Linked DNA regions of Homo sapiens: region 2 is linked to region 1. The links are chromatin loops, found by intact Hi-C in ENCODE. Cell type or tissue: heart left ventricle. All regions are shown on one strand. Each heading gives the region's core, and the rest is flanking DNA. Links, peaks and the distances in the headings are about the cores only. Region 1 overlaps WIPF1 (WAS/WASL interacting protein family member 1). Region 2 has its middle 76 kb from the start of CHRNA1.

Region 1 (2,922 bases), core at 215-2,714:
TTACAGGCATTATCTCATTTGAAGCTCATGACAAACTTGTGAGGTCAATAGAACATGTATTATCATCTCCATTTTAAAATGAAGAAAACAAGGCTTGGAGATGGTACAGGATGGATGTGCCAGGTCTTGAACCCACAGCTTTTGATTCCAAGGCTAGGGCTCTTTCCATATTTTATGCTGCCTCCTCATCTGTGGTGCCAGGAGCAATGGGTTAATCTCCAGAAAGTGTTGTGAATAATGCAGAGAATTGCTGCTGTGTATGTCTTGGACAAAGAATTATTATACTGGCTTCTTGCAGCATTAGAGGGGAACCCAAGCCAAAGCTGCGGCCTACAGGGAGTGATACAGTCCCTTATTTTGCTAGCTTTGCAGCTGTTGTTAACCAAAAAATAAAATAAAATAAAAATTGAGTGGTGAGGGTAGGGTTGATTATTAGGCCATAAACTGTTCCTCTCCATGGTAGATAGCCTTTTTTTACTTACTGTCCAGTATTGGTGCACTTCTGTCATTGGTGACCGTCTTCTTTAGTTTCTTCCCTTTGCTGATATCAGAAAGGAGAGCATTTCTCCCAGCCTGCTCTGTCTTATTCAAGGTAGGCTTCTCTGTATTGGCCTGAAAGGGAGCCATACAAACAAGTAGTCATCTCTTGGGTTAAAATCATGCATTGTAACACTCGGCTGGGAAAGGTTGGGTACGGGAAGCTTGTTGTTAAGGTTCTTGGTGATAGGTTGTAAATTCTCGACAAGTTTTAGACCCCATATCTTTCTTTTTAAGATCCAGACGTTTGGAAGCAGATGCAGCAATAAATTATGTTCATTTTTAAGGGAGGAAGAGTCAGTCCTTGATTAAAGTCTCTGAAAATTCAGACCACAATCTGACTGAAACTAACAGGGCCAGGTTAGGGTGAGATGACTAGACACGAGAAAAGAATTTTAAGTCTGGGAGGATTCTGCAGGACATTACCAGACGTCATTCACTAGAGGGTACCCTGAAGAATAACTTCCTTTTCCCATCTTTTAGAACTACCCCAGTGCAAGGGAAAAACTGTCTCTAGCAAAAAGAGTCAGCTGTATGTTTTTTAAACCCACTAAAGTTCTAGAAAATAATTCCCTCTGTGTATATTGCCAAAGATGCTTTTTTTCTCTTTTTAAGTCAGATTTATTAAGGTGTAATTTACACATAGTGAAATCACCCTTTTTAGTTACAGCTCTATGAGTTTTGACAAACATATACAGTTGTGAAACCACCGTCACAATCAAGATATAGAATATTTTCATTACTTCAAAAGTTCCCTCATGTCCTGTTGGCATGAGGTGTTTCTGATGTTTAATTCTGATGAAAGCTTAGCTCATGGAAATTGTGGAATGGACAAAAATGCTGCTTTAACATGTCTGATTATTTTCTTATATTTCCAGAATTCCTAGGAAAGATCCCTACCTACTATGAAATTGGGATCTTGTTCCTTCAGGGAGTTGGGGACACTAAGAGACCAGCAAATGGACTTAGATGTAGGCACCTGCCTGTGTGCCTGTGTCTATCACACTTGGAAACTGGCTAGGTCTTGTCTGTCTCAGGGAGAGTCTGGCTGCCCCAAACCCACAGGTCCTTTCTAGGCTGGCCCCAGCCCTTCTGACAGGGATATGATTTCAGATTTGCCAGTTAGGGCCACAGGAGGAAAAGCTGGGGAAATGTATGGCTCAATACCTTACCCAGCCTTTAAAAAACAATTTTTTTTTAGAGACAGAGTCTCATTATGTTGCCTAGGCTGGAGTGCTGTGGCTATTCACAGGTGTGATCATCATGCAATACAGCCTCGAACTCTTGGGCTCAAGTGATCCTCCTGCCTCAGCCTCCTGAGTAGTTGGGATTACAGGCACGAGCTACTGCTCCTGGCCTAACTCAGCCTTTTATTAGCAGAGTTAGAGGCAAAGGAAGAACTCAGAAAAACCCTGAAGTAGGCTAACCAGAATTGCAGTGGTAAAGTTGGAAGCATCTTGAAATAACTAAATGATGAAGTATTACTTGCTTATGATAATAATAGTTAACATATACTCTGTGCCAGGCACTGTTTTCAGCACCTTATGTGTATTACTTCATTTAGCCCTTATCAACCCTGTGAGTTATTATTTCCATTTTACAGACAAGGAAACTGAGGTATAGGGAGTTTAAATCATTTGCCCCAGGCACCTAGTTAGTTGAGGAGGAGCTGGGATTCAAACCCTGGCAGTCAAGAGCCTTCCCTACAAGCTGATAGAAGGATAAATGTGGGCTCTAAAATGCCCCTCCCCATCCAGCCCCAACACACCGCTGAAGCATGCTTGTTAAAAGTTTCTCTGCTGTCCTTCCAGAAATGCTCTCTGCATACACAGTTTGCTTTTGCTAATGGGATTCTCCTCTATTGTTCTGCAACTTGTTTGTTTTCAACTTAACATACTTTGGATGTCCTGGAAAAGAGCTCTTAACATTACCTGCTGTCTTCATTTTAAGGATGAAAAAACTCTGAGGCCTAGAGAGGTTAAGTGATGTGTCACACTGGATCTCTTAACAGTTTTGGGTCAGCAACCTTCAGTAGCCTCCTGTTCTGCCTCAAAATTTATTTTGACAGCTGACCTCCCTGGGTGCTAACTTCTCTCATGTTCAGGGCCCTTAATTATGTTGTTTCACAAGGGCAGTGTTCTATGATGGCCACCAACCCACCTTTTCCCTTTCTTCATCTCTATATTCTATTTATCCAAAATCTTGCTTTGAATTAGGTAACAACGGATAGAAATGAGTTGATAAGATAAGCAAGGTTTCCCAAACTTCAAGCATTCTGGTATAAGATTCATGATTTTTGTCATCTTCTCATACCACCTGTGTTATTTATTTAATATTTTTTATTAAGTCAGTTCACTATAGCCCACACTTTTGGGGAAACATGGA
Region 2 (2,922 bases), core at 134-2,633, 110 kb after region 1:
AGCTTGTGACCTTCTAAATCCAGATTATTTTGATGCTAACACCCTTGTTTTAACCACTATTTAATACTGTCTCTTGGCTTTACTTCCTATTATTGTTCCCTCTTTTGAGCTTCTGCTGGTGTGAATGACCTGAATTGACTGGCATCCAGATTCCTTGGTGCCAAATAGCAAAATAAAAAAATATTGTTTCTATTGTTGGAAGGAATTGTTGAGGTTCAGGTAGATCTGGCTAAAGGCTGTTTAACAGCCTGGGTTTTCTCTTCTGCATCAATGCAGGGAGGAAATGGAATGCTATGTGGGACGACAGCACCATGCTAGGCCAGGGATACTGTGAAGAATCAGGATGTGTTGGGAAGGAAGGAAGGAAGGAAGCTGCTTTGCACCTAAAAAATGCTCAGCATATATTTAATAGATATATCCAAAACTGAAAGGACTGAGCTCTTGAGAGCTAGATATTTTACTTATTTACACTACACCGTATTCCAAAAAAAGACTTAAGACAGTAAGAGTTGAACAAGATAAAATTTAAACTTTAGTCTGAGATAGCAAATTTAGTAAATATTTTCACTTTATCATTTTCTTCCCTTACTAAAAATAGTTCTCATTCTAAACAATTCAAATATTCCATAAGCATAAAATATAGAAAGTGAGTCTCCTGCAATCCCATTCACCAGAGATAACCACTAATGGTAGGGTATATATTCTTCCCTGTGTCTTTTTTTCTATGTATTTTTATTTTTCTTCATCAACAAATATTTAATGAAAGCCAGGTGAATGTGATTATATTGTACATCATCTTCTTCTAATTTATTTTTCTTTTTCCGCTAAATAATCTATTGCATTCATTTCCTGTTGCTGTGTAACAAATTACCATAAATTTAGCAGCTCAAGACAACATCCATTTATTATTTCATGGCTCTGTAGAAGTCAGGACATGGTGTGATTCAGTTCACAGGTATCACAGGTGGGCTGAGTTCTTATGTGGAGGTGCTGGAGAAAATAATCCACTTCCAAGCTCATTCAGGTCACTGGCCCCTGTGAATTCAATTCCTTATGGTAGTGGGACTGAGGACCCTGTTACCTTGTTGGCTGTCACCTGTGGGACTGCTCTCAGCTCCTAGAAGCCACCTGCATTCCTTGCAACATGGCTTTCGTCTTCATAGCCAGCAACAGAGAATCTCCCTCATGTGGAATCCCTCTCATACTTCTAGTCTCTTTTGCCTGGAAGAGCCTAGTTCCTTTTAAGGTCTCAGCTGATTATGCTAGGCCCATTGAAGATAATCTCCCTATCTTAAATGCAGCTCCAATCACATCTACAAAATCCCTTCACGGCAGCATCTAGATCAGTGTTTGACTGAACAAGTGAGAGAAAGTGTGCATACACCAGGGGATGAAAATCTTAGAATTCTGCCTACCACAGGTAACAAGGGTTGTCTTTCCATTTCTCTAAATATAAATCAACCTCATTCTTTTTTAAGAACTGCATAGTCTTTTACTGTATAATGTGTCATAATTCAACCAAAGCGCCTCTTAGTGGACATTTATGTTACTTCCAGTTATATGTCTTTTAAAAATTCATAATAAACACTCGTGCTCTTAAATGCTCATGCATCTACATTCTTCTTAGTATCCTGACTCACAGAAGTAACTTCCATTAGGTAGTCAGAATTGCAAGATGGAAGTGTTTGCACTTTTTGATAGATACTACTAAATTGCTCTCCAAAATGTTGGTAGCAGCCTGTACTTCCAATGACAATATACAAAAACGGAAGTAGCTAATTCTTATAAAGAAATTCCCTCATAGACTGTTTCATGCGCAATGGTTAAGAGCATCAGTGCTCAGTGAGGTTGTCTGGCTACCAATCTTGCCTTTTTGATTTCCAGTGTGACCTAGGGCAGGTATCTAAGCCTTAGTTTCTGTATCTGTAATGAGGACAATAATAATGGCACCCCCCTTTGTATTCATTTTGTGTTGCTGTGTAACAAACTACTCTAAAACTTGTGACTTACACACTTATTGTCTCCTAGTGTCTGTGGGTTAGGAATCTGGTAACTAAGCTGGGTGTTTTTGGTTCAGGATCTCTCACAAGGCTGCAGTCAAGGTGCCAGCCAAGTCTCAAGGCTTGACTGGAGGATGAGCTACTTTCCAGTTCACTTGCATGGCTGTTTCAACATTCAGGTCTTCACTGGCTGTTGGCTGGAGAGAGCAGTTCCTTGCCATGTGGATGTCTCCCTGGGGCAGCTCACAACATGGCAACTGTTTTCCCTCAGAGTGACTGAGCAAGAGGGGACACGTGAGATGGAAGCCACAGTCTTTTTGTAACCTAACTTGAAAGTGACATCACATCACTGTGCTGTATTCTACTCATTAGAAGCAAGTCTCTAAATACAACCCACACTTAAGGTAAGAGTGTGGCACATAAATATGAATATCAGCTCGCCCTGGTGATTGAGGTCATCTTAGAGGCTTCCTTCCTTGCTCTTCACTAAGGGGTCGTGGGCCGAAAGTAAGTTAATGCATGTCAACTAATACAAATAGTGTCTGACTTTAATAAACACTCAAGAAAAGTTCATTGTTTTTGTTGCTACCATGACTATCATCATCATTGTCCAGTACTCTCACCCATGTTCCTGTTAGCATCACATTAGGAACCAAAAAGTGGCTAACTAAAGCTACTGTTTGGATTGTTTGGCAGGCAGTCTCCATCAGGAAACAGAAAGCTTCTCAAATGAGGTGCTATAGGAAGGCTTAGTAAAGAAATTGTTTACAAAGGAGTGTAGGGAAAGGAACAAGGGATGGTGCCACGCTGCAGAGCTAGAACGGCAGGGGGCCATTACCACCCTGGGCCTGAAGAGGAGGGGATGTGAACCAGAACTTGGGGAGGGTGGCTTCAGCTCTAGGAATTGCAGCCCTAGATAAGG

The links. A loop is a pair of places that touch in the nucleus more often than their neighbours do. Peaks named below come from ENCODE experiments on the same cell type or tissue, not always from the same donor. Only the 100,000 strongest peaks of a DNase experiment are listed, where the experiment ranks them.
Region 2: it touches region 1 in a loop (3-fold over the local background); 55 of 110 quality-filtered maps call a loop at or near these places.

The regions. Positions count from the first base shown.
Region 1 is chr2:174,580,828-174,583,749 of GRCh38, forward strand. It overlaps WIPF1 (WAS/WASL interacting protein family member 1), which reads right to left. Exons shown (of 8, transcript NM_001375834.1): 3 at 483-612. The region is part of intron 1 of WIPF1-AS1 (WIPF1 and CHRNA1 antisense RNA 1); the gene reads left to right. Among named protein-coding and RNA genes, the nearest start is that of WIPF1-AS1, 7.1 kb to the left of the region's middle. In heart left ventricle, for the core only: no CTCF peak of the experiment used is centred there; no DNase peak of the experiment used is centred there; H3K27ac peaks cover 922 bases.
Region 2 is chr2:174,686,741-174,689,662 of GRCh38, forward strand. No RefSeq gene overlaps it. Among named protein-coding and RNA genes, the nearest start is that of CHRNA1, 76 kb to the right of the region's middle. In heart left ventricle, for the core only: a CTCF peak has its summit at 1,533; no DNase peak of the experiment used is centred there.